2 separate regions of the Homo sapiens genome follow, and region 2 is linked to region 1. Evidence: read pairs that join two places in POLR2A ChIA-PET (ENCODE). Cell type or tissue: Panc1. All regions are shown on one strand. Each heading gives the region's core, and the rest is flanking DNA. Links, peaks and the distances in the headings are about the cores only. Region 1 has its middle 10 kb from the start of TRA-TGC1-1. Region 2 has its middle 18 kb from the start of TRA-CGC2-1.

The links. Peaks named below come from ENCODE experiments on the same cell type or tissue, not always from the same donor. Only the 100,000 strongest peaks of a DNase experiment are listed, where the experiment ranks them.
Region 2: POLR2A ChIA-PET joins it to region 1 with 19 read pairs; 5 of 35 experiments call an interaction of 5 or more read pairs at or near these places.

What each region holds. Positions count from the first base shown.
Region 1 is chr6:28,771,825-28,787,553 of GRCh38, forward strand. It overlaps the pseudogene TRA-AGC23-1 and the pseudogene NOP56P1. Among named protein-coding and RNA genes, the nearest start is that of TRA-TGC1-1, 10 kb to the right of the region's middle. RefSeq lists an enhancer at 4,126-4,697. In Panc1, for the core only: no CTCF peak of the experiment used is centred there; no DNase peak of the experiment used is centred there; H3K4me3 peaks cover 2,109 bases; H3K27ac peaks cover 605 bases.
Region 2 is chr6:28,683,711-28,699,439 of GRCh38, forward strand. It overlaps the pseudogene TRK-TTT13-1. Among named protein-coding and RNA genes, the nearest start is that of TRA-CGC2-1, 18 kb to the left of the region's middle. In Panc1, for the core only: no CTCF peak of the experiment used is centred there; DNase peaks (open chromatin) are centred at 8,941, 9,551, 12,221, 12,428 and 5 weaker places; H3K4me3 peaks cover 3,263 bases; H3K27ac peaks cover 606 bases.

The sequences.
Region 1 (15,729 bases), core at 3,175-11,174:
TGACAGAGGGGTAGTTAGCAGGAGTTGGGCAGTGGGGGGCGCTGTATTTCCTAGCATGACGTTAGCCTGCTGGGCTGAGAAGGAGATAGAGGCCTGTAACTTATGGAGCAGATCTCCTCCGAGGAGAGGAAAAGGACACTCTGGAACCACAAGAAATGACTGTCTCACTCTTTTCTGTCCCAAGCTCACTTCTCGTGAGTGTGTGACAGGATATTCCTGAATAGCTCCAGTAGACCTTTGTACAGCCACTCTTTTATTAGAGACACTGCCCAAGGGGGTCTGTAGTACCGAGTGCTCCGCCCCGGTAGCTACTAGGAAGCGTACAGGCTGGCCCCTCACTGTAGCGGTCACCGTGGGCTCCTGGGGGCCAAGAGAGAGGGAGTCCTGGCTCCATCAGTCATCAGACTCTTCCGTTGCGGGGAGGGTGAGGGCCTTTTTCTTTTCTGATTTTTCCTCTGGCCGTAGTGGGCATTCCTTTTTCCAGTGCCCAGTCTGCTTGCAATAAGCACATTTGTCCTTTTCTAGGGGAGCCTGTTCTCCTCTTTTGCCCTTCTGGTAGGGACCTGAGGTTCCCTGGCTATTCCTCTGTGATGGGGGCCTTCCCTTCTTGACCTCTCCGATGGCCGCAGCTAAGATTTTTGCTTGTCTTTTGTATGCTTTATCAGCTGCTGCCTGTGCTGTTTGTTTTCTTTTTTCAAACTCTCGATTGTCAAAAACTTTTTGGGCTATCTCTAAAAGCTGAGTGATATTCATCCCAGGAAATCCCTCCAGTTTTTGGAGTTTTCTTTTAATATCAGGGGCTGCCTGAGCCACAAATGCCAAATTAAGAGCACGGCTATTTTCGGGAGCCGCCGGGTCAAAAGAGGTGTAAGTCCGATAGGCCTCCTGGAGGCGTTCTAAAAACGCTCCCGGTGACTCATCAGGCCCTGTGCGACTTCAGTCATCTTAGACAAGTTTATGGGTTTCTGAGCAGCTCCTTTGATACCTGCAAGGAGATACCGGTGAAAATCGTCCAAAGCTTTCTTCCTACCCGAGGAATTCGTGTGCCAGTTAGGCCGGGTAGAGGGAAAGACCTCCTCAAGAAAGTCTCTAGCTTCCTCCTCTGGCCTATTGGCTGATGTGAGGAAATACTTTCTGGCCTCTCTTCGGATATGTTCCCTCTCTTCAGAGGTAAAAAGGGTCAAAAGGAGCTGCTGACAGTCATCCCAGGTGGGCCGATGGGTCCGGAGCACAGACTCCATCAGTGAGATCAAGACCTGGGGCTTTTCAGAGAAGGGAGGATTATGAGCCTTCCAGTTACAGAGGTCAGAAGGAGAAAAAGGGACATAAACCAAGAATGGGGCTGAGCGCTCATCACCCGGAGGGACTTGTGCTTCTTTCCGCGGTAGAGGGGGGGCTACTTCCTCCTGCCGCGGCCGCAATCGAGAGGCAATAGGCGGCGAGCCTACAGGGGATGTAGTCGAGGAGACAAGGGAAGATTCTAAGGGAGCAGGACGGTTATAAGGCGGCGGAACTGAGTGGGGGAGACTCTCCTCTTCTTCAGAGGGAGGCAGTACAGGGTGAGCCGAACAGACTGAGGGTCCAGGCGGAAGTGCGGTCTGGCTCAAAACGACCTTGGAGGCAGAATTATGAATGGCGCATGAGCGGAGCCATGGTGGGGAGCTTCTGACCAAACTCAGCCATTGATCAATGTGGGGAAACTGATCGGGGTGGCCGGGAGTTCCAGCAACAACCCGCCACACAGCCTGAACAATTGCTAGGTTCAGTGACCCTACTGGGGGCCATCCGACTCCAAACTTTGGCCATTCTACTTCGCAGAGTGTCCGGAGTTTGCCTTTTTAAAGGCGGACCCCATAATCCTCTGAGAAGCCTAGAGAAAAATTCTGCAGCATACATTGGAGGGGGCTCCAATCCTTACAGGGCCGGGAAGAGGAGTTTCCCATTTTTGGAGGCAGTTTGACAAGGTTTGAGCAGGGATATCAAACCCAGCACGGACAGAAAAACTCATTCCCTAGGGGGCTGGAGTATCGGAAGAACAGAATTAACATAACCAGAAGGAGCCGAAAGACAACAATAGCTCACACTACTTGCCACAGGACGGTTAACTAGCTTTAAGATTGAGGGAGGTCGGGCGCAGTGGCTCACGCCTGTAATCCCAGCACTTTGGGAGGCTGAGGCGGGCGAATCACGAGGTCAGGAGATCGAGACCATCCTGGCTAACACGGTGAAACCCCGTCTCTACTAAAAATACAAAAAATTAGCTGGGTGTGGTGACGGGTGTCTGTAGTCCCAGCTACTTGGGAGGCTGAGGCAGAAGAGTGGCCTGAACCTGGGAGGCGGAGCTTGCAGTGAGCTGAGATCGCGCCACTGCACTCCAGCCTGGGCGACAGAGAAGACTGTCTCAAAAAAAAAAAGAATAATTATCCAAGATTGAGGGAGGAGGACTAGAGGCCAACCTTAGGTCTCCTTGGCTGGATGGACCTAGGCGTCCTCCCTCTTTCCCTGGACCTGTAGCCTAAATACTTTTGGTGTCTCCACGACTCAAAGGCAAATAGCTCAAATTCGGCCTTTTCTTTTAAGAGTTTGAGGAGTGAGAGCAGAGCCAAGTCCTGGAGACGCTGAACTTGCTGTGACACGGGAAAACGAGATGTACGGGGTAAGTGGTAGGGATGAGGAGGAAAAAGGGCCACTCGGATCTTTCCTAGGGTAGGAGAGTAGCCACAGAGGAATAGAATAAGGGTTTAAACGAAGTAAAGTGGTACGGGCGTAGGTTTCTCTGCACAGTGCCGTATTTAAGGGCACAGAAAAAGTTACGGGATGACAAAAGAGGTGAGCAAGGAGGTCTGCAGGGTGGCTATTTTGAACCTACCACCGGTTTAGTCTGGAGGTGGCCCAGTCACTTGGACATGGGGTATGACAATCTAAATGCCAGCAATCTTCATGGTGCCAGAAATCCCAAACAGGCGAATGTTCCTCACACTCGTTCCCGTTCCCGTAACAACACCTGATTTGTTTCTGACAGAAAAGGCAGGACTGGGATGGCCAGCCTAAGCGATTGATGAGAAATTTAACCTCCTGTGATAAAAAATCAACACTAAAGACCTTGAAGAAGTTCCTGCCCAGACGTCTTGGGCAGTATCGATGACCTGACATACGAAACTTTGACAACCACTAAACAGGACAATAGACACCGAGCAGGACAACAAACACAAAACAAACAATAGACCCTTGGGTATATAAACAATTATGGTAGGTTTTTATTAGACAGACAAGGGGAGGGGGTCCCATGATGGGATCAGTCAGATGCCTGCCTGGCCGCTCCCCCTGAGGGGACTTGGGCTTCTCTTAGCATTGGCAGGCAGGTATAAACCCCCGGCTCGGATGGAGCTATGCCCGATGCTGCCTTAAGCCTTATGAGGTCGCCACGGAACGGCAGGTGAGGGCCCACTCGAACTCCGTAGCTTTCGCCGTGGAGCTACAAACTGGGGATCCAGAGGCAGGCCCCTGGACTCCTCAGTCGTGCACACATTCACAAAGAGTTTATAACAATTTTTGTTATTTCCCGTTCTAAACAAAGGTCCCAGAAGACCTGAACGAGAGGAGGAGAAGAGATAGAGCAAGGGGGAGAGAAAGAAAAAGAGGAGGAGAGAGTGAGAGACTAGTCTTAATGGAGAGGCCGGCCTGCCAGAAACCAGGGCTCTATCCTCCAGCGTCCTGGAGTATGGATAGAGTCAAAGAGAGGGACACCGTCGTCAGGGCTGCCTCCCTCTCACCAAACCAGAACCAAAAGGCGCCTAACAGAAAAACCAGGGCTCTGTCCTCCAGCGCCCTGGAAAAGCGGGCAGTGTCAAAGACAGGGATGCCCTCGTCAGGGCTGCCTCCCTCTCACCAAACAGAAGTCAAATCTAACTTACCTGACCCCGGGGTCAGAAGCTGAGGACTCAGAGGTTGAATTTTGTGGGCACACACACACGGTAGTCGATCCGCTGTCCTCCGGAAGACGGTCGCCTTTCGGGGACCTGGAAAATTTTTTTTCAGGTGGCTCCTCGCCTATAAGCCGGCCGTCCCTCCGGGGGAGCCCGGAGCTAGCCCGGCTCTCGCCCAGTGGCGAATATATCTCGCTGGGGCTTCCAAATGTTGTACCCGAGCGAGTTAGAGAAACGCCACACTTCGAGACGAATTTAAGAGTCCTTCATTAGCCGGCGACCGACAGACGACTAACGCTCGAAATTCTCTCGGCCCCGAGGAAGGGGCTTGATTTTCCTTTATACTTTGGTTTAGAAAGGGGAGGGGGAGCTTAGTTGCAGCAATTCTACAGAAGTAAAAGCATGCAAAAAAATTAAAAAGACAAATGGTTACAAGGAAACAAACAGTTCCAGGTGCAGGGGCTCTAAATCTATCATAAGGCGTTAGGTATGGGGGCTCTCCCGGACACAAACTCAAAGCTTTATGGTGTTATCTCTTGAGCGAAATCCTGGTAACTTCGTAAATTGCTTGCTTCAGTACCTTATCAGTTAATTGGACTCTTTGATATGTAAGAGTCAGCTTACACAAGTTAACTGCTTGAGGAAGGGGGTGGGTAAGGAGTCTTTGACGTCTTGTAAATGAAGGAGCCAAAAGGAGTACTTCCGGCTTTCTCAGCTAAGGAAGAGCCTATTCATGTGGAAACAAGGCTAGGCGATTAAGGGAGAGTCTAAAAACAAGGTTAGGTACTACAAAGTCGCGGTAAAATCGGTGTTAACTACGTGTGCAGCCACCTTTTCCTTAGTGCTATTCCTGAAGGAAATAATGTATACAGTGATCTATTTCCAAGACAAAGTGCCTTAAATTGGCTTAGGTCAGCAAAGTACAGAAGAAACAGGGTATACTAGGTCCCTGCTTGGATAGCGGATGCCTGCTTGTCGCCCCCCTCTTTCCTCCCCCTTCCCATCCCCCATCCTTGGTGGCCTTCACCCAAACAAAAACAGTTTAGTCTAAGATATAAGTTTACTAGTCTGCAAAATAGCTCACTTTGTCTGTTCTTATCAGCCTGCCCAGCTACTTAGGTCATAAGTCAAACACTTAAAGAGCCCTTGAGCTAACCAGGATTGCAATGCATTGTGGGCTGCAACAAAATGCAGCAAGACAACCCTAAAAAAGAGACACCTAAAGCCTTTGCCTAACAATCAGTAGGCAAACGCCGAGAAAATTGTAACCCCATAGCACTCAGCCTATGAGGAACCTGGGGAGGGACTTGCGCACTAGGGGACAAATTGCTTGTTGAAACTGTTCTGGGTGTGCCTGCACGCCAGACACCCGATCTTGATCTCTCAAGACCGTCATTAAAAGTCTCACTTTCGCTGTTCTCCGGGTCTCTGAGTCCATTCTTTGGGTTTAGATGGATGAGTTTATTTTCTCACATAACAGCTGCAGAGGTGGTACAGGTGAATCCCTCTCAAGTCAAGTGGGTTAACCTCAAAATTGACTTAAGGGGTGGTTTGTGATCGCCTGGTAGATGGTGGACGGTTACAGCTTTTAGAAAGTGAGTAAAAGAGATGATGCATACAGAAGCCCCACTGGGTTGCTTAGCTTCTGCACATGGAGAAAGAGGCTGCTTTTCTGCCTTCTAGGTGTTTAGTAACTTAATTTTTAATCCTTTGATGAAATAGAGTGGAAAATAAAAGGAGATTTTCTTTTAACAAAATAGTGTTAAGATGCTTGCCAAGTATCCCCCTGTGAATTTCTGCTTAGCACTGTGATATCAGAATTAGAAATTGTGCAGGGTTCTAATCTGGAGATATGGGATGTTCAGTAGCTAAGAAGGAAGTTATTCCTTGAAAGTAAGTACAGTGAGGTAGAAAAGGATCCATTGGGATTGGGAGAATAAAAGTTCATTATTTTTATTTATTAAAAAAAACAAAACAAAACAAAGAAATGAGGTTTTGGCTGGGTGCAGTGGCTCACGCCTGTAATCCCGGCACTTTGGGAGGCCAAGGTGGGCAGATCACGAGGTCAGGAGATTGAGACCAGCTTGGCCAACATGGTGAAACCCCATCTCTACTAAAAATACAAAAAATTAGCCAGGCGAGGTGGCAAGTGCCTGTATTTCCAGCTATTCAGGAGGCTGAGGCAGGAGAATTGCTTGAACCCAGAAGGCGGAGCTTGCAGTGAGCCAAGATCGCTCCACTGCAGTCCAGCCTGGGCAACAGAGTGAGACTTCATCTCAAAAAAAAAAAAAAAAAAAAAAAAAAAAAAAAAAAAAAAAGAAAGAAAGAAAAAAGAAAAAAAAAAGAAGAAACGAGCTTCTACCCTAGATGGATCTTGGACTCTGGAGTTCAGAGAGCTTGCCATTTCAGACCAGAAACTTCCTTAAAGAACCAAGAGAAGTAATTTTCTCCCTGCTAAATTTCAGCTGAGGTGATTGAGATCTTTTCCTCATTTGTCATTATATTTGTCATTTGTCCTTATGTTTGTAGTTAAATAGCTTGGATTAAGTTTCAGAATTTGTCGGTCTCTAATGGAAAAAGTGACCACCAGCACATCACCAGCAATCATCAGCCACTTGTAGTGGAATCTTTTAGTGAAAGCTTGCAGGACTTTTGCAACCTGGGTGAGGAAGCAGTTAGAAGAAAGTAAGAAACGCAAAAGAACTTGAGCCTTAACCTTCTGATCTGAAATCAGACTTAGGTCACAGAATTCAATGGTTTCTGACTATTTTATTTAAACTGGAAATCGGCGGGATGGCAAGGAATACTACTTGCTTCTATAGTGTGTGATCCACATTAGTGATTTGTGGAACTAATTAGGACAGGGGGATAATTCTAAGCAACAAAGAACTGTAAGTGAATGAACACGAATTATCTCCCTGTATGAGAGAGAAATGCAGAGGCCAACACAATTCCCTTGAATAGGTGGGGAATATCATGGAGAACTTCCTAAGGTGGCTCATAGGAAAAAAAAGAGTGGAAATACTGGAAGTTGAACGCAGGACCTCACGCATGCTAACCACGTGCTCTGTCCCTGAGCTATACCCCCGCAGGAGATCAGGAGCTTGGGAAAATGTTTTGGTGATCTCCGTTGCCTGAGTCTGTGCTCTGTGTCATCAAGACAATCACTGTATGTTTCCAATTCCACTGTTTATGAATTCCCGACACTAAGCGCCCTCTCTCTCTCTCTCTCTCTCTCTCTCTCTCTCTCTCTCTCTCTCTCTCTCTCTCTCGGGCATGGCTACACCAGGAGAAAGATATCTTGTGGTAAAAACAAAGGCATTGTTCCTGATGTTCCTGATTTGTGGTCAGTCCAAGATCAACTCACCCCAAAGTGGTCTCCCCATCATATTAGACTTTCTGGAGCATAATTCCATTCTATCCCTTGAGTGACCTCCGGCATACAACATTCTCTTGCAAATTTTCTGATTATAACTTTTTTCTTTTGACTCTGGGAAGCATCTTAGTGTTTCCCATAGTCAAAAAATAAAACTCAGGTATGTGTGAAAATACCCTAAAATTCAGTACAAATAGAGGCAAATTAACTGCATTTCAAAAGAATAACATAACCACATTGAAGAGGAAAGAACTGATATAAGAAAATGGTTTACACAGATTGTTGTTCTAATTGTGAGATCAAAAAGAACATCGAACAAATCTTAAACTCTATGTATCAGGATTATTTTTTGTAGAGTGAGGGCTGTAGCAATTCTGATATTTTGTGTGAATTTTAGGATTGGGAAATCGAGTGTCTGTTGTTGGAAACAGACTCTCACTGTGGGAGAAGAAGGAAGGTAAAGAATAGTCCTGTTGATACTGATGGGAATTAGAGGCATCAGTATGAAATTGTACATATGAAATTGTAAAATTTCCCCACAGATCTATCTGCTAACTGGGCCTAGAAGAAATGATACCTCAGAAGCAATGAGCAAAGATAACTCTGTATCTTGATTTTCAAATACCATTCCCTACTAAAAGGAACCAGAGATACTAATAGAAAGTAGCTATTAGTGTCAACTACACAGACTCCAGGACTGTGCCAGGGAAACTGCAAAATGAACCTAAGATATCTTGCCTTGCCAGAATGTAAGTGCTCAGAAATGACGGGGGTGATTTAAAAGGACACAGAAGCCAGCTTGAAGGGAATCTCACTGGCCAAATCTGACACACTTTTAGCATCAGTGATGACAATAACTGATTATCATTCTTGGGAACTTAAACAAATAAATATGGAGGACGGGACGATTTTCCTTACAGTGGTTTGCCAAATGATAAATGTGAAAGTGAGTGCCGGGCGCAGTGGCTCACGCCTTTAATCCCAGCACTTTGGGAGGCTGAGGCGGGTGGATCACGAGGTCAGGAGATCGACACTATCCTGGCTAACACGGTGAAGCCCCCTCTCCACTAAAAATACAAAACCTTGGCCGGGCGTGGTGGCGGGTGCCTGTAGTCCCAGCTACTCGGGAGGCTGAGGCAGGAGAATGGCGTGAACCCGGGAGGCGGAGCTTGCAGTGAGCCAAGATTGCGCCACTGCACTCCAGCCTGGGCGACAGAGCGAGACTCCGTCTCAAAAAAATGAACAAAGAAACAAAGTGAGGATAAAATTTAAAAATCCCCATTTAAACAATACCATCAGAATGATGATAGATGCAGGCAAAATTTGTAAGTTAATGTTAAAGTATAGGTAAAAATTTGATGAGGATCAGGATATTTACGTAGTCTCAGAGTATTTCCCTGTAGATTATTTATTAATTACAATGAGGAAAATGATAATTTTTCAGGGAAGAAACAGTAATTACAAACTTAAAATCAAGTGATCAAGCTAACTTCAGTCAGCTCATGCCTCTTGGTGTGAGAGAGGGTAATAACGTGATTTCTGTGACATTTCTCCCAAATTCCATAACCCGATGTAATCTTATCATGGCTAATACAGATTAAGAAACGTTGCACAAAACCACTGGAAAAACTCTTCAAAAACATGTCGGTGTTGTGAAAGACAAGAAGATTAAGAAACTGTTCCAAATTAAAGGGCACTAAAGAGTCAAGACAACTAGATTCATATGTGATTCTGAAATGGATCCTAGCTTGGAAGAGAAATTTCTATAAAAGTTTTTATTGGTACAATTAGACAATTTTTAATAGACTTTATATTAGACTATATTCACATTTATCAATGTCAAATTTACTGAACTTGATAATTGTGTTGTGTTAAGGAATTGACCTTTTTCTTAAGAAATACACATTGAAGTATTTAAGAATAAAAAGATATGATGTCTGAAAATCATTATCAAATAGTTTAGAGAAATAATCTTTGTCTGATATATATATATAATACATACTACATATATATGATATGTATTCCAGTATTGTTGATTTGTCATTGAGGAAAAGATGTTTTGAAATTATCCCAAGATTTGAACAATATATGCTTCTCAGATGGTCCCACTTTATTTTAAATGTTGCAAGGCAGAGACAAAGGTACAAATTTCTCAATTTGTATTAGAATTTAGAAGGTGTTTTATTCTATTTTCCTTGTCACACTCCTTGCTTGTGAGTCAATCAACTAAGGACATCTGAAAGAGACAGAGTTTCTTTCTCAGAGTCAGGAGGTAATGAGGGGCTGCTCTGGTAGGGAAAGAAATAGTGAAGTTCTTTTTTGGAGAAAAGCAGCAAAAAAAAAAGAGAGTGACAGGAGAAAAAGAAAGAAAGAATGGAAGGAAGGGAAGGAGGAAAAGAAACAGTAAAGTTGACAAACAGAACTCCCTTCCCTCTTTATTAGTCTTCAGGAAATATAGAGTTTGAAACTATCATAGCCCAGGAAACCCTTTAAATAGGGCCATCAGTAGGCCAGAAATTTTGATTAGTGCCTTGAAAATAAAAGCATAGCCGGGCGCGGTGGCTCACGCCTGTAGTCCCAGCACTTTGGGAGGCCGAGGCGGGCGGATCACGAGGTCAGGAGATCGAGACCATCCTGGCTAACACAGTGAAACCCCGTCTCTGCTAGAAATGCAAAAAATTAGCCTGGCGTGGTGGCGGGCGCCTGTGGTCCCAGCTGCTCGAGGAGGCTGAGGCAGAGAATGGCGTGAACCCGAGAGGCGGAGCTTGCAGTGAGCTGAGATCGCGCCACTGCACTCCAGCCTGGGAGAGAGAGCGAGACTACGTCTTAAAAAAAAAAAAAGAAAAAAGAAAGAAAGTAAAAGCAGAAGTGATTAGACGGACAGGAAACAGCAGAGGAAATGGCTGCTGTTTCACTACAGTTAAAATGTCTTACACATCTGTGAACTATTTGTCCTCTTCTCAGAGGAGGGACACTTTTTTAGGTACTAAAAAAGAATTGTCTGGCACTTCATGGCAGCAACATGTTTGATGTTAACTGACATTTCCAGACATCCAGGTATGATTTTTATTTAGCGACTTTAAAAGAAGGATGAGAAAAAAAACAAAAAAACAAAAACAAACCATGAGCCAGGCGTGGTGGCCTGCATCTATAGTCCCAGCTACACCTACTCAGGAGGCTGAAGAGGAGGCAGGAAAACAGCTTGAGGTCAGGAGTTGGAAGCCCCAGTGCTCTACGATTGCCCTGGTGAATAGCCACTGCACTCTAGTCTGGTCATCAAAACAAGATCCCGTCTATTAAAAATAGAAAGAAAATAAAGGAAGAAAGAAAAGAAAGGAAGGAAGAAAGAAGGAAGGAGCGAGAGAGAAAGAAAGGAAGGAGAGAGGGCAAAAGGAAGAAAGGAATGGAGGGAGGGAGAGATTGACAGAACAGATTAGAAAACATAATCCAACTATACACTATCTAAAAGAAACTCATTTCAAATATAATTATATAAGCAGGCTGAAATTAAGGGGATAAAATATATTACATGCAAAAGTTAATCAAAAGAAAGCAAAAGTGACTATATTAATATAAACTTAAGAACAAAGAAAATCCACCAAGAAGGCATAACAATCCTAAATATGTATACACCAAACAGCAGAGCTGCAACATGTAAAAAAAAAAAAAAAAAAAAAAAACAGGACCGGGCGCGCTGGCTCACGACTGTAATCCCAGCACTTTGGAAGGCCGAGGCGGGCGGATCACAAAGTCAGGAGATTGAGACCATCCTGACCAACATGGTGAAACCCCATCTCTACTAAAAAAAAAAAAAAAAAAAAAAAAAAAAGCTGGGCGTGGTCGTGCGCCCTGTAGTCCCAGCTACTCGGGAGGCTGAAGCAGGAGAATTGCTTGAACCTGGGAGGCGGAGGTTGCAGTGAGCCAAGATCGTGCCACTGCACTCCAGCCTGGGCAACAAAGTAAGGCTCTGTCTCAAAACAAAACAAAACAAAACACCCAGACAGGGCGCAGTGGCTCACGCCTGTAATCCCAGCACTTTGGGAGGCCGAGGTGGGCGGATCACCTGAGGCCAGGAGTTGGAAAGTAGCCTGGCCAACATGGTGAAACCCGTCTCTACTAAAAATACATACATTAGCCGGGCATGGTGGTGCAGTGGCGTGCACCTGCAGTCCCAGCTACTAGGGAGGCTGAGGCTCGAGAATTGCTTGAACCCGGGAGGTGGAGGTTGCAGTGAGCCGAGATGGTGCCACTACACTCCAGCCTGGGTGACAGAGCGAGACTCTGACTCATAAATAAATAAATAAATAAATGTAATACATAAATAAATATTTTAAAAAACAAAAAAGATAGAATTAAAAAAATCGACAAATGCAGTTACATTAGAGACTTCACTTCTCTCTCTCTCTTTTTTGTGAATTTGTTCTTATTGGGGAAGACGGCACAGGGTGGGAAATGTCGCCTTGGGCTATGGTATGCCCCACCTCCCAGAGAATGTCCATTTGCATTCTAATCTTCCTGGGATGCTTTATGGAACTTTTTCTTCTTCTTGGAGCTGCTCTTGCCAGCCGCCTCTTCAGGCCCACTGCTGACCAGCTCCTCTTTGGAGAATTTCCTCGTTTTCTTGGAGCCACTTCTGTGGCCTGACTCTTCGGTGTCATTAACTGTTTCCTCCTTGGGTGAAGACTTCTTCCTCTTGGGAAGACTGGTGCTGCCAGCGGTCTCTTCAAGATCGCTACTCATCAACTCCTCCTTGGAAAAAGATTTCTTTTTCTTGGGTTTGGAGAAAGAGATAGATGGGTCTTCCATTCCATTCTCCTGATGAATCTCCTGGGGCTTTTGCTTTTTCTTCTTTTTGGGTTTTTCAATCGTCTCCTCACACGCTCTGTCGCCCAGTCTGGAGTGCAGTAGCGCAATCTTGGCTCACTGCAAGCTCCGCCTCCCGGGTTCACGCCATTCTCCTGCCTCAGCCTCTGCGTAGCTGGGACTACAGGCGCCCGCCACCACGCCCGGCTAATTTTTTGTATTTTTAGTAGAGACGGCGTTTCACCATGTTAGGCAGGGTGGTGTCCATCTCCTGACCTGGTGATCCACCCGCCTCGGCCTCCCAAAATGCTGGGATTACAGACGTGAGCCACCACGCCCGCGCCATTTCTCTCATAATAACAGAAAAACTACACAGAAAATCTGCAAGGATATTGAAGAACCCCAAATCATCTTCAGGCAACAGAATTCAGTCACCATGTATAGAACAGTCCACACAAGAAAAGCAGAACACGCATTCATTTCAAATTCATACGTAACGTAGATCAAGATAGAACATACCTCATACCTTGGGCCTCAACAAATTTAAAAGAATTGACTGACATAGTATGATCCCTAACCACAATGAAATCAAACTAAAAATCAGTCACAGAAAGACAACAAAAATATCCAAACACTTGGAAAATGAACAACACACTACTAAATATTCCATAGGACAAAGAGAAAGCCTTAGTAGAGATCAAAAAAATAAATTAACCTGAATAAAAATGAAAACACAATGTATCAAAATTTCCAAGACAACTTAATCTCTGAGAGAGAAATTTACAGCACTAAGTGCATACATTAGAAAAGAAAAAAGTCGGCCAGGCGCGTGGCTCACGCCTGTAATCCCAGCACTTTGGGAGGCCGAGGCGCGTGGATTACAAGGTCAGGAGTTGGAGACCAGCCCGGCCAAAAAAAAAAAAAAAAAAAAAAAAAAAAAAAAAAAAAAAAGAAAGAAAAGAAAAAAGTCTCAAATCAGTCCTTTAAGCTCTTACTTGAAGAACTCAGGTGGGGGAAAATAACCCAAAGCAAATAGAAGAAAGGAAATGAGCAGAAATAAACGGAACTGAACACACACGCACAAAATAGAAAAACAAACAAAAAGCTAGTTCCTTTAAAAGATCAATAAAAGAAGACCTCTAGGAGGACTGATAATTTTTTAAGAAGAGAGATGACACAAATTGCCAATATCAAGAATAAAAAGAAGAGTATATCACTATAGACTCTGCTGACATCAAAAGGGTAAATGAATACTATGAACAACACTTTACACACAAATTTGAAAACTTAGATGAGATGGACTAATTCCTTGAAAATCACAAACTATCACAACTCACTCAATATGAAATATATTTTTCTATAACCTTGTAACTACTAAGGAAATTAAATTTGTGATATAAAAACTTTAAAAAAAAAACAGACTCTTCAGGTTCAAGAAAGTTTCACTGTATAATTCGTCGCCCCCGCCCTCCACCCCCTCCCCCAGAAGGAGTCTTGCTGTGTTGCCCAGGCTGGAATGCAGTAGTGCAATCTGGGCTCACTGCAACCTCCACCTTCCAGGTTCAAGCGATTCTCCTGCCTCAGCCTCCCAGGTAGCTAGGATTACAGGCACGTGCCAGCACGCCCGGCTAATTTTTGTATTTTTAGTAGAGATGGGGTTTCACCATGTTGGCCAGGCTGGTTTCCAACTCCTGGCCTCAGGTGATCCGCCTGCCCCGGCCTCTCAAAGTGCTGGGATTGCAGGCATGAGCCACCGCCTATGCCAATGTAGGCATATCTTAAAAGGATACATGACCTGGGGATACTTTGAGTATTCAGATTAATTAATTTTTAAAGTGTTTTTTAAATTCTCCCTTCTTACATCTTCTTTTCCTTCTGCCTTCAAGGGCTGTCACACGAAGAGTAGCGTAGGTGGATAAAAAAACAGAATGGTCAGTACCGCCTGGGGGATTTAGGTCCAGGTGAGGAGGTGAGAAGGTGGAATTCCCAGCTCTTAGAAATGAAGACCCAGGAAGTGGGTCGCTGCCTGTCCTTACCCTCGCCAGCCCCTGGGCCGGCACCGTGGCTGAAACCCAGCATGGATTTCATCTTGGGGACGTTGTGGCTCCAGTTTTGAGACTCAAGTAACGATGGATGGAGAGGAGAACAAGGACCACCTGAGCTCGACCACAAGAGCTCGAGGAGGGAAGCAGGGACGCGGTGGGGTGCGCACCTGCGGCTGCGGCAGCAAAGGCGGAGGAGGAGCGAAGTGGACGAGCACCCGAGGCTGCCAGAGGATCTGGGCAGCCTGGGTGCCCATCTCTGCTGCGTTTCCTCGGTGTCCACGATAGGTGAGAGGGCTCATTCCCTGTAGGAGAAGTGAGCTGAAAACACTTTCCCCGCAAGATCTCCCTCGTTTTACTCAAGGTAGTCGCGGCGTTGAGAACGCCTCGCAGCTCCTTTACTGGCTGGGGTACTGGGGAGCAGGGGTACCCTTGAGTTTTGGTACAGGCGGGTGGTATTGGTGGCTTCCGAGGAAAGGACAGAGAAGCCGCCTATTTCCAATCCCTACTGTTCGTCAGGGGGAGAGTGTTGAACCAGGTCTCTCTAGACCCTCCTGCTTAAGCCCCTTTGTTATAGGTAGGAGAGTGTGTTCTGTTTTGGTATTTGAGTGTGTGTGTGTGTGTTTAGCTTCTTGAGCTTGGAATATGTCATGAAATACAAGAAAGATCAGGGAGTCTCAGTATATTTTAAACTTAAATTGGTTTTCAGAAGTACTTATACCTTGTTCCTAAGGAATTCAGGGTGTCCAGATTTCAACCTGCCTAGCAGTGCGAAGCTCTATGAGTCGAATATCCTAGGCTTTCTTCCATATCAGCAAGCCTCTGAAATTTAGGTTTCTTTCTGGAGAATATCACCCACACTTTGGCAGTGGGCTCCTACATTGCCTACATCCAACTCTTGGAAGCAAGAAGAGTGGGCAAAACCAAGGTCACCACACAAAAGTATATCCCTACACGAGATAAGTGGAAATAAAGCACTGGCTTAGGTGTGGAGAGGAAGAGACAAATGTGAAAACGCAGAAGGTAGACAGACAGAGAACATCTTCCAAGGAGGAAGAGTCTCCTAACCACAAGGAACTCTCTACTTAATGCTGCGAAGATATTTTAATTACATTTTATGCATTAGATTGCTTTTTTTGTTTGTTTTTGTTTTTTGTTTTTGATGGAGTCTCGTTGTGTCACCAAGCTTGAGTGCAGTGGTGCCATCTCGGCTCACTGCAATCTCCGCTTCCCAGGTTCAAGGGATTCTCCTGCCTCAGCCTCCCCGTAGCTGGGACTACAGGCATGGCCATCATGCCCAGCTAATTTTTTATTCTCCTGCCTCAGCCTCCCCGGCCACCATGCCCAGCTAATTTTTGTATTTTTGGTAGAGACGGGTTTCACCATGTTGGCCAGGAATGTCTCGATCTCTTGACCTCGTGATTCACCCGACTTGGCCTCCCAAAGTGCTGGGATTACAAGCATGAGCCACCGCCCCCAGCCACATAGACTGGGTTTTTAACAACTGGATCTTAGACCAGAATATTGGCAGAATTGGTGGGGGCTTGACAGAGAGCAGGGTGAATTCCAACCCTGAGGGTGG
Region 2 (15,729 bases), core at 4,683-12,682, 87 kb before region 1:
TCTAAAAGATTGGGAAAAAATTGGCAAAGAATTAAAACAAACAATTAGGGAGGGTAAAATCATCCCACTTACAGTATGGAATGATTGGGTCATTATTAAAGTAGCTTTAGAACTGTTTCAAACAGGAGAAGATAGCGTTTCAGTTTCTGATGCCCCTGAAAGCTGTGTAATCGATTGTGAAGAAGAGGCTGGGATAGAATCTCAGAAAGGAACGGAAAGTTCACATTGTAAATATGTAGCAGAGCTGGTAATGACTCGGTCAATGCAAAATGTAGACTATAATCAATTACAGGAAGTAATATATCCTGAAACATTAAAATTAGAAGAAAAGGGTCCAAAATTAGCGGGGCCGTCAGAGTCTAAACCACAATGGCCAACTCCTCTTCCAGCAGTTCAGATGCCTGTAACATTGCAACCTCAAATGCAGGTTAGACAAGTACAAACCCCAGAAGAATATCAAATAGAAAAAGATAAAGTCTCTGCCATGGCAATGCCAATCCAGATACAGTATCCACAATATCAGCAGGTAGAAAATAAGACCCAACTGCCAGTAGCCTATCAATACTGGCCGCCAGCCGAACTTCAGTATCGGCCGCCCCCAGAAAATCAGTATGGACACCCAGGAATGTTTCCAGCACCACAGGGCAGGGCTCTAGATCCTCAGCCGTCCACTGTGAGACTTAATCCTACAGCACTACCTAGTGGACAGCATAGTGCATTACATAAAATTATTGATAAGGCAAGAAAACAAGGAGATACTGAGGCGTGACAATTCCCAGTAACATTAGAACTGATACCACCTGGAGAAGGGGCCCAAGAGGGAGTGCCTCCCCTAGCTGAGGCCAGATATGAGTCCTTTTCTATAAAAATGCTAAAAGATATGAAAGAGGGAGTAAAACAGTATGGACCCAGCTCCCCTTATATGAAAATATTATTAGATTCCATTGCTCATGGACAGAGACTCATTCCTTATGATTGGGAGATTTTGGCCAAATCATCACTCTCATCCTCTCAATTTTTACAATTTAAGACTTGGTGAATTGATGGGGCACAAGAACAGATCCAAAAAAATAGGGCTGCCAATCCTCCAGTTAACATAGATGCAGATCAACTATTAGGAACAGGTCAAAATTGGAGCACTACCAATCAACAAGCAATAATGCAAAATGAGGCCATTAAGCAAGTTAGAGCTATATGCCTTAGAGCCTGGGAAAAAAATCCAAGACCCAGGAACCGCCTTCCCCTCATTCAATACAATAAAACAAGGCTCTAAAGAGACCTAGCCTGATTTTGCGGCAAGGCTCCAAGTCAATCACCGATGAGAATGCCTGTAAGGTCATAGTGGAGTTGATGGCATAGGAAAACGCCAATCCTGAGTGTCAATCAGCCATTAAGCCATTAAAAGGAAAGGTCCCAGCAGGATCAGATGTAATCTCATAGTATGTAAAAGCCTGTGATGGAATTGGAGGAGCTATGCATAAAGTTATGCTTATGACTCAAGCAACAACGGGAGTTGCTTTAGGACGATAAGTTAGAACATTTGGGGGAAAATGTTATAATTGTGGACAAATTGTTCATCTAAAAAAATTGCCCAGCCTCAAACAAAATATTCAAGCTACTACAACAACAGATAGAGCCACCTGACTTATGTCCAAGATGTAAAAAAGGAAAACATTGGGATAATCCATGTCCTTCTAAATTTGATAAAAGTGGGCAACCATTGTGGGGAAATGAGAAGAGGGGCCAGCCTCAGGCCCCACAACAAACTGAGGCATTCCCAATTCAGCCCTTTTTTCCTCAGGGTTTTCACAGACAACCCCCACTGTCACAAATGCCTCAGCGAATGAGCCAGTTACCACAATACAGCAATTGTCCCCCGCCACAAGTGGCAATGCAGCAGTAGATTTATGTACTATGCAAGCAGTCTCTCTGCTTCCAGGGGAGCCCCCACAAAAAATCTCCACAGGGGTATATGGCCCACTGCCTGAGGGGACGGTAGGACTAATCTTAGGAAGATCCAGTCTAAATCTAAAGGGAGTTCAAATTCATACTGGTGTGGTTGAGTCAAACTATGAAGGTGAAATTCAATTGGCTATTAGCTCCTCAATTCCTTGGAGTGGCAATCCAGGAGACAGGATTGTTAAATTATTACTCCTGCCTTATATTAAAGTTGGAAACAGTGAGATAAAAGAACAGGAGGGTTTGGAAGCACTGATCTGGCAGGAAAGGCTGCATATTGGGCAAGTCAAGTCTCAGAGAGCAGACCTGTGTGTAAGGCCATTATTCAAAAAAAACAGTTTGAAGGGTTAGTAGACACTGGAGCAGATGTCTCTATCATTGCTTTAAATCAGTGGCCAAAAAATTGGCCTAAACAAAAGGCTGTTACAGGACTTGTCAGCATAGGCACTGCCTCAGAAGTGTATCAAATTACTATGATTTTGCATTGTTCAGGGCCGAATAATCAAGAAAGTACTGTTCAGCCAATGATTACTTCATTTCCTGTTAATCCGTGGGGTCATTTATTACAACAATGGGGTGCAGAAATCACTATGCCGGCTCCATTATACAGCCCCACAAGTCAAAAAATCATGACTAAAATGGATATATACCAGGAAAGGGACTAGGAAAAAATGAAAATGGCATTAAAGTCCCAATTCAGAGTGACAAAAATCGAGAAAGAAAAGGAATAGGGTATCCTTTTTAGGGGCTACCACTGTAGAGCCTCCTAAACGCATTCCATTAACTTGGAAAACAGAAAAACCGGTATGGGTAAATCAGTGGCCACTACGAAAACAAAAACTGGAGGCTTTACATTTATTAGCAAAGGAGCAATTCGAAAGAGGACATATTGAGCCTTCATTCTCTCATTCTCGCCTTGGAATTCTCCTGTGTTTGTAATTCAGAAAACATCCGGCAGATGGCGTATGTTAACTGACTTAAGGGCCGTAAATGCCGTAATTCAACCCAAGGGGCATCTCCAACCCGGGTTGCCCTCTCCGGCCATGATCCCAAAAGACTGGCCTTTAATTATAATTGATCTGAAGGATTGCTTTTTTACCATTCCTCTGGAGGAGCAGGATTTTGAAAAATTTGCCTTTACTATACCAGCTATAAATAATAAAGAACCAGCCACCAGGTTTCAGTGGAAAGTGTTACCTCAGGGAATGCTTAATAGTCCAACAATTTGTCAGACTTTCCTAGATCAAGCTCTTCAACCAGTTAGAGATAAGTTTTCAGACTGTTATATCATTCATTATGTTGATGATATTTTATGTGCTGCAGAAACGAGAGACAAATTAATTGACTGTTACACATTTCTGCAAGCAGAGGTTGCCAACGCAGGACTGGCAATAGCATCTGATAAGATTTAGACCTCTACTCCTTTTCATTATTTAGGTATGCAGATAGAAAATAGAAAAATTAAGCCACAAAAAATAGAAATAAGAAAAGACACATTAAAAACATTAAATGACTTTCAAAAATTGCTAGCAGGTACTAACTGGATTCGGCCAACTCTAGGCATTCCTACTTATGCCATGTCATATTTGTTCTCCATCTTAAGAGGAGACCTAGACTTAAATAGTAAAAGAATACTAACCCCAGAGGCAACAAAAGAAATTAAATAAGTGGAAGAAAAAATTCAGTCAGCGCAAATAAATAGAATAGATCCCTGTGGGGAAAAGAGAGATCAGACTGTGACTGTATCTATGTAAAAAGAAGTAGACATAAGAGACTCCATTTTGTTCCATACTAAGAGAAATTCTTCTGCCTTGAGATGCTGTTAATCTATAACCCTAGCCCCAACCCTGTGCTTGCAGAGACATATGCTGTGTTGACTCAAGGTTTAATGGATTTAGAGCTGTGCAGGATGTGCTTTGTTAAAAAAGTGCTTGAAGGTAGTATGCTTGTTAAAAGTCATCATCATTCTCTAACCTCAAGTACCCATGGACACAATACACTGCAGGCACCTCTGCCTAGGAAAGCCAGGTATTGTCCAAGGTTTCTCCCCATGTGATAGCCTGAGATATGGCCTTGTGGGAAGGGAAAGACCTGACCGTCCCCAAGACACCCATAAAGGGTCTGTGCTGAGGAGGATTAGTAAAAGAGGAAGTCCTCTTTGCAGTTGAGATAAGAGGAAGGCATCTGTCTCCTGCTCCTCCCTGGGAATGGAATGTCTCGGTGTAAAACCCAATCGTACGTTCCAGTTACTGAGATAGAGAAAACCGCCTTATGGCTGGAGGTTAGAAATGCTGGCGGCAATACTGTTCCTTAATGCACCAAGATGTTTGTGTAAAGTCAAACATAAATCTGGCCTATGTGCACATCAAGGCACAGCACTTTTCCTTAAACTTATTTATGACACAGAGATCTTTGTTCACATTTTTTCCTGCTGACCCTCTCCCCACCATTACCCTATAGTCCCGCCACATCCCCTTCTCCGAGATGGTAGAGATAGTGAACAATAAATACTGAGGGAACTCAGAGACCAGTACCGGCGGCACGGGTCCTCCATATGCTGAGCGCCGGTCCCCTGGGCCCACTTTTCTTTCTCTATACTTTGTCTCTGTGTCTTATTTCTTTTCTTAGCTTCTCATCCCACCTGATGAGAAACACCCACAGGTGTGGAGGGGCAGGCCACCCCTTCAGATCCCTTAGCCCCACTCCAACTTTTGATTTTTGCTCCTGCACATTCTCCAACAGGCATCATTGTTCAAAATACTGATCTTGTGGATTGGTCATTCCTTCCTCACAGTACAATGAAGACTTTTACGTTGTACTCGGATCAAATAGCTACATTAATTGGTCAGGCAAGATTACAAATAATAAAATTCTGTGGAAACGACCCAGACAAAATAGTTGTTCCTTTAACCAAGGAACAAGTTAGACAAGCCTTTATTAATTCGGGTGCATGGCAGATTGGTCTTGCTGATTTTATGGGAATTATTGATAATCATTACCCAAAAACAAAAATCTTCCAGTTTTTAAAATTGACTACTTGGATTTTACCTAAAATTACCAGACATGAATCTTTAAAAAATGCTCTGACAGTGTTTACTGATGGTTCCAGCAATGGGAAAGCGGCTTACACAGGGCCAAAAGAGCAAGTAATCAAAATTCAATATCAATCGGCTCAAAGAGCAGAGTTGGCTGCAGTCATTATAGTGCTATAAGATTTTGATCAACCTATTAATATTGTATCAGATTCTGCATATGTAGTACAGGCTACAAGGGATGTTGAGACAGCTCTAATTAAATATAGCATGGACGATCAGTTAAACTAGCTGTTCAATTTATTACAACAAACTGTAAGAAAAAGAAATTTCCCATTTTATATTACTCATATTCGAGCACACACTAATTTACCAGGGCCTTTAACTAAAGCAAATGAACAAGCTGACTTACTGGTATCATCTGCATTCATAAAAGCACAAGAACTTCATGCTTTGACTCATGTAAATGCAGCAGGATTAAAAAACAAATTTGATGTCACATGGAAACAGGCAAAAAATATTGTACAACATTGCACCCAGTGTCAAATCCTACACCTGCCCACTCAAGAGGTAGGAGTTAATCCCAGAGGTCTGTGTCCCAATGCGTTATGGCAAATGGGTGTCACGCATGTACCTTCATTTGGAAGATTATCATGTGTCCATGTAACAGTTGACACTTATTCACATTTCATATGGGCAACCTGCCAGAGAGGAGAAAGTACTTCCCATGTTAAAAAAAAACAGTTATTATCTCGTTTTGCTGTAATGGGAGTTCCAGAAAAAATTAAAACTGACAATGGACCAGGATACTGTAGTAAAGCTTTCCAAAATCCAAAAAATCTTATATCAGTGGAAAATTACACATACAACAGGAATTCCCTATAATTCCCAAGGACAGGCCATAGTTGAAACAACTAATAGAACACTCAAAACTCAATTAGTTAAACAAAAAGAAGGGGGAGACAGTAAGGAGTGTACCATTCCTCAGATGCAACTTAATCTAGCACTCTATACTTTAAATGTTTTAAACATTTATAGATATCAGACTACTACTTCTGCAGAACAACATCTTACTGATAAAAAGAACAGCCCACATGAAGGAAAACTGATTTGGTGGAAAGACAACAAAAATTAGACGTGGGAAATAGGGAAGGTGGTAACATGGGGGAGAGGTTTTTCTTGTGTTTCACCAGGAGAAAATCAGCTTCCTGTTTGGATACCCACTAGACATTTGAAGTTCTACAATGAACCCATCGGAGATGCAAAGAAAAGCGCCTCCACGGAGATGGAAACACAGCAATCGAGCACCATCGACTCACAAGATGAACAGAATGGTGATGTCAGAAGAATAGATGAAGTTGCCATCCACCAAGAAGACAAAGCTGCTGACTTGGGCACAATTAAAGAAGCTGACGCAGTTAGCTACAAAATGTCTAGAGAACACAAAGGAGACACAAACTCCAGAGAGTATGCTGCTTGCAGCTTTGATGATTGTATCAACGGTGGTGTCTCCCCATGCCTGCAGGAGTAGCTGCAGCTAATTATACCTACTGGGCCTATGTGCCTTTCCTGCCCTTAATTCAGGAGTCACATGGATGGATAATCCTATTGAATTATATGTTAATAATAGCGTGTGGCTACCTGGCCCCACAGATGATTATTGCCCTGCCAAACCTGAGGAAGAAGGAATGATGATAAATATTTCCACTGGGTATTGTTATCCTCCTATTTGCCTAGGGAGAACACCAGGATGTTTAATGCCTGCAATCCAAAATTGGTTGGTAAACGTACCTACTTTCAGTACCACCAGTAGATTTACTTATCACATGGTAAGTGGAATGTCACTCAGGCCACAGGTAAATTATTTACAGGACTTTTCTTATCAAAGATCATTAAAATTTAGGCCTAAAGGGAAACCTTGCCCCAAGGAAATTCCCAAAGGATCAAAAGACACAGAAGTTTTAGTTTTGGAAGAATGTGTGGCCAATAGAGCAGTGATATTACAAAACGATGAATTTGGAACTGTTATAGATAGGGCACCTCGAGGTCAATTCTACCACAATTGCACAGGACAAACTCAATCATGTCCCAGTGCACAAGTGAGTCCAGATGTTGATAGCGACATAACAGAAAGTCTAGACAAACATAAGCACGAAAAATTATAGTCTTTCTACCCTTGAGAATGAGGAGAAAAAGAAATCTCTACTCCAAGACCAAAAATAATAAGTCCTGTTTCTGGTCCTGAACATCCAGAATTATGGAGGCTTAATGTGGCCTCATTACCATATTAGAATTTGGTCTAGAAATCAAGCTATAAAAACAAGAGATCATAAGCCGTGTTACACTATCAACCTAAATTCCAGTCTAACGGTTCCTTCACAAAGTTGTGTAAAGCCCCCTTATATGCTAGTTGTAGGAAATATAGTTATTAAACCAGACTCCCAAACTATAACCTGTGAAAATTGCAGACTGTTTACTTGCATTGATTCGACTTTTAATTGGCAGCACTGTATTCTGCTAGTGAGAGCAAGAGAAGGCGTGTGGATCCCCGTGTCCATGCACCGACCGTGGGAGGCCTCGCCATCTGTCCATATTTTGACTGAAGTATTAAAAGGCATTTTAAATAGATCCAAAAGATTCGTTTTTACTTTAATTGCAGTGTTATCGGATTAAGTGCAGTCACAGCTACGGCCGCTGTGGCAGGAGTTGCATTGCACTCTTCTGTTCAGACAGTAAACTTTGTTAACGATTGGCAAAAGAATTCTACAAGATTGTGGAATTCACAATCTGGTATTAATCAAAAACTGGCAAATCAAATTAATGATCTTAGACAAACTGTCATTTGGATGGGAGATAGACTCATGAGCTTGGAACATCGTTTCCAGTTACAGTGTGACTGAAATAGGTCAGATTTTTGTATTACACCCCGAGTTTATAATGAGTCTGAGCATCACTGGGACATGGTTAGATGCCATCTACAGGGAAGAGAAGATAACCTCACTTTAGACATTTCCAAATTAAAAGAACAAATTTTTGAAGCATCAAAAGCCCATTTAAATTTGGTACCAGGAACTGAGGCAATCGCGGGAGTTGCTGATGGTCTTGCAAATCTTAACCCTGTCACTTGGGTTAAGACCATCGGAAGTACTACTCTTATAAATTTCATATTAATCCTTGTGTGCCTGTTCTGTCTGTTGTTAGTCTGCAGGTGTACCCAACAGCTCCAAAGAGACAGCGACCATCGAGAACAGGCCATGATGAACGGGCCATGATGACGATGGCGGTTTTGTTGAAAAGAAAAGGGGGAAATGCGGGGAAAAGAGAGATCAGACTGTTACTGTGTCCATGTAGAAAGAAGTAGACATAAGAGACTCCATTTTGTTCCGTACTAAGAGAAATTCTTCTGCCTTGAGATGCTGTTAATCTGTAACCCTATCCCCAACCCTGTGCTTTGCAGAGACATGTGCTGTGTTGACTCAAGGTTTAGTGGATTTAGGGCTGTGCAGGATATGCTTTGTTAAAAAAGTACTTGAAGGCAGCATGCTTGTTAAAAGTCATCATCATTCTCTAACCTCAAGTACCCAGGGACACAATACACTGCAGGGACCTCTGCCTAGGAAAGCCAGGTATTGTCCAAGGTTTCTCCCCATGTGATAGCCTGAGATAGGGCGTCGTGGGAAGGGAAAGACCTGACTGTCCCCCAGCCTGACACCCATAAAGGGTCTGTGTAGTAAAAGAGGAAGGCCTCTTTGCAGTTATGATAAGAGGAAGGCATCTGTCTCCTGCTCATCCCTGGGCAATAGAATGTCTCGGTGTAAAACCCGATTGTATGTTCTATTTACTGAAATAGGAGAAAACAGCCTTAAGGCTGGAGGTGAGACATGCTAGCAGCAATACTGCTCTTTAATGCACCCAGAGATGTTTGTGTACGAGATGTTTTTGTACATGCACATCAAAGCACAACACGTTTTCTTAAACTTATTTATGACACAGAGACCTTTGTTCACATGTTTTCCTGCTGACCCTCTCCCCACTATTACCCTATCATCTTGCCACATCCCCCTCTCCGAGACGGTAGAGATAATGATCAATAAATACTGAGGGAACTCAGAGACCAGTGCCAGCACGTGAGCGCCAGTCTCCTGGGCCCACTTTTCTTTCTCTATACTTTGTTTCTGTCTCTTATTTCTTTTTTCAGTCTCTCATCCCACCTGACAAGAAACGCCCACAGGTGTGGAGGGGCAGGCCACCCCTTCACCTGGGCTCAAGCGATCTGCCCACCTCGGCGTCCCAAAGTACTGGGATTAGAGGCGTGAGCCACCGCGCCCGGCCTTTCCTTAATTTTTGCCTTTAAACAAAATCCCAAGCACCAGAAACCTCTGATTGATGGCTTCAGCCATTATTTTTCTGGCCTAACAGCTCAAATTCAAATGTCCAGAATAGAGCAAGGTGAATTAAAATCCTTGCTTGGTATATAAAACACTCATCAACAGAAGGCCAAGGCCTTACGCCCCAGCAAGGGATTGAACCCTGAATCCTCAGGCTAAAAGTCTGATAGCTCTACCGACTGAGCTACCCAGGCTCACGACAGCAACCTTCCCTCATAGCTTAAGTACATAGCTTAAGTACAGAGAAATACAGTTATCGTCAGCTTTGTCTTCCATTCCAAACGAAAACAATCGCTTGCAGAACTACCTCACGTGCTCAAACCAAAAGCAGCCGGCAAATCCCATTTCTACACTCACCAACCTACTCCCACCACAACCATCTGGCTTTTTTCGAAAGCCACCAATACCAGCCGCTACTACACCTCAAACAAAACCTAGCTACGCGGGTACGCTCCCGAAGCGTTCAGCTCTGGAAACAGCCCAACGACGCTCTCAAAAGCCGACAGTTGTTTGCGTAAAAAGGAATGGTATCTTACTAGGGGACGAAAGGTTTTGGCCTACTTCCTTTCAAACATACAAGACTGTAATATTTTTTCGTACCTAGAGGACTCAGAGAAAACGTGCAGAGCTTGGACACGTCCTACTTATTCATCCATCCAAATCCTGTACGTGCTGTTTTGCTAACCCCAACCTCGCCTCACCCCCTCTCTCCAACCACCCATCCCTTCACCCTTTCCCTTCTGGTCTCCTCACTGCCTCCTCCTAGGCCACGACTTCCCAATAACTCAGCCCACTCCATCCAGCTTGAATTCTTGATTTTCCAGGCCAGGATTTCCCAAATCTGCCGGATTTCGAATTTAGGGAGCTTTCTAAATGATGTAACTTAACTGCCCGGCCCCGCCTGGACCGTGATTTCGGTCGTCATCCAAAACTCATGTCTGGGTTGACTGTCACACAAAACACTGGCGAGAGGATGACAGCGTCGACCCTTTGAGCTGTGTCAGATCACGTTTGAGACGCTCACCAGGCGTACAAAGTGTTAGTTCCTTGCATAGATCGTGCCCCAGTCCACACACCTTCTCCCTTGCCCTCTCCTGATTCCAGAGAGAATCCCATCTGAAAGAGGCTATGTATCCGACTGCAGCATTCTCCCTCCTCCTCCCTACCCCGCCTCCTCTCTTTCAGATCAGAGCTTCGGCGATGGAAAAGCAGCTGTCGGTCCTGGCCGTGTAACCACCCCAGATTTGCCAGACACACGCTGTCGCTCTGCATTTCAGGCCAGGTTTTGTGAATTCTGTAAGCTTCTGTTTTACATCCTCCATTAGGACCTAGAGTTCGCCAAGCAGCATTTAACTTTACTTCTTTGATTTCCTTTCTGTGTTACCTTTGGTGTCCTTAGGCAGAAGAAGTTGAGGGAAAGGGGCAACTTGAAGAGGCAAGAAAATGCTTCATTCCTGGGGCTTTGTGAATGGAAGTGCCCGCCAGGGAGTCGGTTGTGGAGCGGACCTTGGAGCAAGCTGACAGGTAGGAAGATGTGTGAAGCAGAAACAATGAATCCCAGGGTCCAAAATCGGTCTAAGGCCAAGTTTTATTTTGTTTTCTAGAAATCTATATGAATGCATTTCCAGTCTTCCTGCTACCCTCACTTCAAAGGCCTTCTCCCTAGACACGGGAAAATCCAGAGCTCCAGAAGCAAGTTCTCAGCAGAATTCCAGCTTTTTCACTTTTTGTCCCCCGCTTTGATACATGAACTAGCATTCAAAAGGAAACAAAAATGGAACTGATTTTGGTACATTCCTCCAGTGTAGGACTATGCTTAGAAACAGAGGAGTTCTTCGTCTTATCATTTTTACTGGCCCCTTGTTTATACCGTCAGTGTTTATTTCAGGAAACTCAATAACTTAGGCATCTGTCTATGCTTAAACTGTTCCCCACCCCGCCACCACACACACACACACACACACACACATACACACACACACACACACACACACACACACACACACACTGCCCCTTTGGCTGCATCTACCGCAGGGATCTTTGGTGTGCTGTTAACTCATGAATTCTACTTTCTGGTTGTACAACTGTAAACACAAGCAACTTGATTTTTCAGAAGGCAAGTGTAAGAGAAGAAATTTTAACCCATCGCCCACTAAGACTCTTGCAATTTTATTTCAACTAAGTATGCGATAACACAGCGTGTCAAAATATTCAATGAGAATCTATTTACTATCTACCAGACTAATCACTCTGCCAAAATCCGGCGTCGAGAAGAAAACTTTTAAGACTTTAAGCCCCCTACCATATCTAATTCTCCCTGCATGCTGATAGCATCTGGCCCTCAAACTTGCAAATGAGTTTTCTTTTTCTGTTTTTTTTTTTTTTTTTTTTTTTTTGAGACGGAGTCTTGCTCTGTCACCCCGGCTAGAGTGCAGTGGCACGATTTCGGCTCACTGCAAGCTCTGCATCCCGGGTTCATGCCATTCTCCTGCCTCAGCCTCCCGAGTAGCTGGGACTACAGGCGCCCTCCACCACACCCGGCTAATTTTTTTGTATTTTTAGTAAAGACGGGGTTTCACCGTGTTAGCCAGGATGATGTCGATCTCCTGACCTCGTGATCCACCCGCCTCGGCTTCCCAAAGTGCTGGGATTACAGGAGTGAGCCACCGCGTCCGGCCGCAAATGAGTTTTCAAAGTTCACATTGGCAAGCTCCGCATTCCTTAAGAAACGCGGTTTGGGTTATCCAAGTTCTTCCAATCACTCACCCAAACAGACATGAGATCTGCTTCTCCCAAATCAATGGAGGTCCATAATGAGAGGATGGATTGGCTGAAGGAAAAATGGAGGTACCAGGGATTGAACCAGGGACCTCGTACATGCGAAGCATGCGCTCTACCACTGATCTACACCCCCTGACTCTCAAACTTCCTGGGTTCTTTTATAAAATGTTGTTGCTATTTTTCTTGTTGGTTTTGTTTTGTTATAGTTTTTTAACTTAAGAGTTAGGTAGAGAAAGTCCACTGGATTAAATTTCATTATCTCTGAAATTACAAGACTGGATACTGTGTAGTGGCTTCATTAGACGAGTAACAGATTTTAGTCTGAATAGCACCGTTTTTGATTCTAGGACCTTCCCATTCCTGTTAACTTGCTCCAAGGTCCACTTGCCGGCGACTCGGTGAGAGTTTCTTGCCTCCACCAGGAAGGTCCTGAGACAGTCTCAAGTCTCCAACATATATAGCAGCGATAATGACTCAGAAAAAAGTGTTTTTCAGTCCAGAGGCAGCCGCGGGCTTTCCTTGATCTTCACACCATGCTGGGTCGGAGGCTCTGCCAACATCCATTTTCCAGCTCTTTTCGTGAGTCCCAGGTTCTGAGATTGTCCTGCTCTGATTCCACACCCCATCTCTATTTCTCGCTTGACGATTATTATATCCACAAACGGGTTTTAAAACAGCGACTTCAAAACTCCATCAACTTTAAATGGAGTGACATATTCCCTCCCACCCAGACTTAGGGAATAAACAGGGCAAGGTCAGACGCAGGGCAGCGGAGAGAATTTCCAACTGCCTTCCCTTTGAGAACCCACGGACACAAGGAGGAATTCTGCTATATATGTACATATTTGAAAGAAAAAGTCAAAGAGGCCCGGAAACCTTCAAGCAGTGCCACCGGGGGATTGGAAAATGCGAGCAGGTCCTGGATATGGCAAAGCAAATAGAATTGAATTGTCTGGGAACGAGCAGAGCCCTTTGTTCACGGGAAGCTTTCAGCTTAGCATATAAGGCGAAGGATGTACATATTCACGTCAAAGCCTTGGGCTGCTTCTTTATCCAAGAGCTGTTGTGTAACACTGACGAAAGTTATATCAAGCAAGTTTTCCTTTAAAGCCTCAAAACACTGAAAAAAAAAGTGTTCACTGGCAAAGGCAAGGAACATTTAAGCCACCCAATTTTGATTCTCCTCGCCTTAGCCCTCTAGAAGATTTCCTTGAAAAGTGAGTGCAGGAGGATGTTTGTGATCAGGCAACATGCTGCTGAAACACATCATTGATTTCAAACTCTGAGGAGGGATATGGGAGTTTTAGACCTTTAATCGGGGGCTCTCCCAACTGAGTTATGTCAGCTGCACCTCTACCTTCACTGACACTAGTAATTATCTCAGCTATTGAGTTTCGAAAGCACTGCATTATTTGAGAGATGTCTTTCCCTTGATCCCTCACTCAGAAGTTGGGATCAATAACCTGCCACATTTGGTAATTGATTGAAACTACTGCCATCTGTGTGCATGGAAGAGCAGTGAGGGGAGAGAAAAATCAGTGGGTGAGTTTTGGCTCCTCAGGCTTCACACAGGAACAACCACAAAAAGAGTTGTTAACAAAGATTGCTTAAGGGCCTCTTTTTCTTTTCCTTGATCATTCTTTTTCATCGTTGTTCCTCAGGAAACTGTGTAATGGAACGAAAAGAATGAGAGCTTACTAATGTGATGGTGACACGATTGTTCCTCTCCTTTTGGGAGATCCTGAGTGAGGGGGATATTTCTCTCTCAATTCTTCTTGTCTTATGCTTATGCAACAGGGTTGTGTTATTTAAGTACAGCTTTGAAGAAGTAAGAGAAAAGCAGTATGAAGGAATAAACCTGGACTCACCTGCATGCTTAGCCGGTGCTCTGCCACCAAGCTATATACCCCAATTGACCCTACATTTCAGTAAATCCTCTAAAACTGATGATTGTCCCAATTTCTGGATATCCAGTGGTTGGTAGGACAGTTTACTGTATTCAACCTCACTATTTCAGAAAATCCTAGACCAGTCCCTTTTTGCAGCTATGCCATGAAAAGTAATGGAATGCTAGACCAAAAAACAGTTTTGTTTACTAAGATCTTCCTCCTCCAATTTTCTCACTCCAGTCAGGCCACTCCAAGGTCTGCTCACCAACATACTACAGAGCATCAGCTTCAACTCATCGAGGAGAATCCCAAGTTGAGATATTTACTTCTTTTCAATATTATTTTCTTTCAACTTCCATGTTGTCTACAAAGTATCAAAAAAGACAAAAGAGTGCAGGCCGGGCCCAGTGGCTCATACCTGTAATCCCAGCACTTTGGGATGCCAAGGCAGGCAGATCTCCAGAGGTCAGGAGTTGGAGACTGGCTTGGCCAACGTGGTGAAAACCCACCTCTACTAAAAATACAAAAATTAGTGAGGGGTGTTGGCACATGCCAGTAGTCTCAGCTACTTGGGAGGCTGAGGCATGAGAATCACTTGAACCCAGGAGGCAGAGGTTGCAGTGAGCCGAAACATGCCACTTCTCCCCAGCCTGAGTGACAGAGCAAGACTCCATCTCAAAAAAAAAAAAAAAAAAAAAAGACAATGCAGAAGGACAAAAAGAAGAAGACCGTGCAGAAGGACATAAAGAATATTAGCAATGTGTTACCTCAGGGGATTTAGATCCAGGTAAGTGGGAAAGATAGAAGTGAAATAAATTAATAATACTTGCTGAGAAATGAAGTATGACAAAATGAGAGACATGAGTGCCAATCTCAAAATATAGGCTAATGTTGGGTAGATAAGACAGAAGAGGAAAAAATTTATCTCAAAGCCTGGCTATAAATGAAGAGCAACAACAGTGTTTCACAGTCACTGTTCTAGCAAACCCTGGCCTGGACCCAATTAATGGATGCTTCAGCTCTAGTTAAGGAGGCCCCATAGAAGGAAAGGGAAAGAGTAAAAGAAGGGAAAAGCTGCAATGTATTATAAAGCCTCATTTGGATAAAATTCTGTCCAGAATAAAGAAAGTGGAAAAGAAACAATATGTGATCTGGAACATTAAGTCTTTATAACGTCTTTGTAAAAAAACAAACAGATAGATAGATAGATAGATAGATAGATAGATAGATAGATAGATAAATCTGCTGGGCACAGTGGTTCACACCTGTAATCCCAGGACTTTGGGAGGCTGAGGCAGGTGGATTATGAGGTCAGGAGTTGGAGACCAGCCTAGCCAACATGGTGAAACACGATCTCTACTAAAAATACAAAAATTAGCCGGGTGTGGTGGTGCATGCCTGTAATCCCAGCTACTAGGGAGGCTGAGGCAGGAGAATTGCTTGAACCCGGGAGGCAGAGGTTGCAGTGAGCCAAGATCTTGCCACTGCACTCCAGCCTGGGGGACAAGAGTGAAACTCCATCTCAAAAAAAAAAAAAAAAAATTCCAGATCCTCGTGAAGCCTCTTTAGGCCTAGAGAAGTCCTCAAACTTTGCCACATAAGACACGAAGAGTAGTCCCTGTGAGTTTTGCCAATATTTTTGTGTGACTGTCAACCCTCACAGGAGCTTTGGAGAAAACC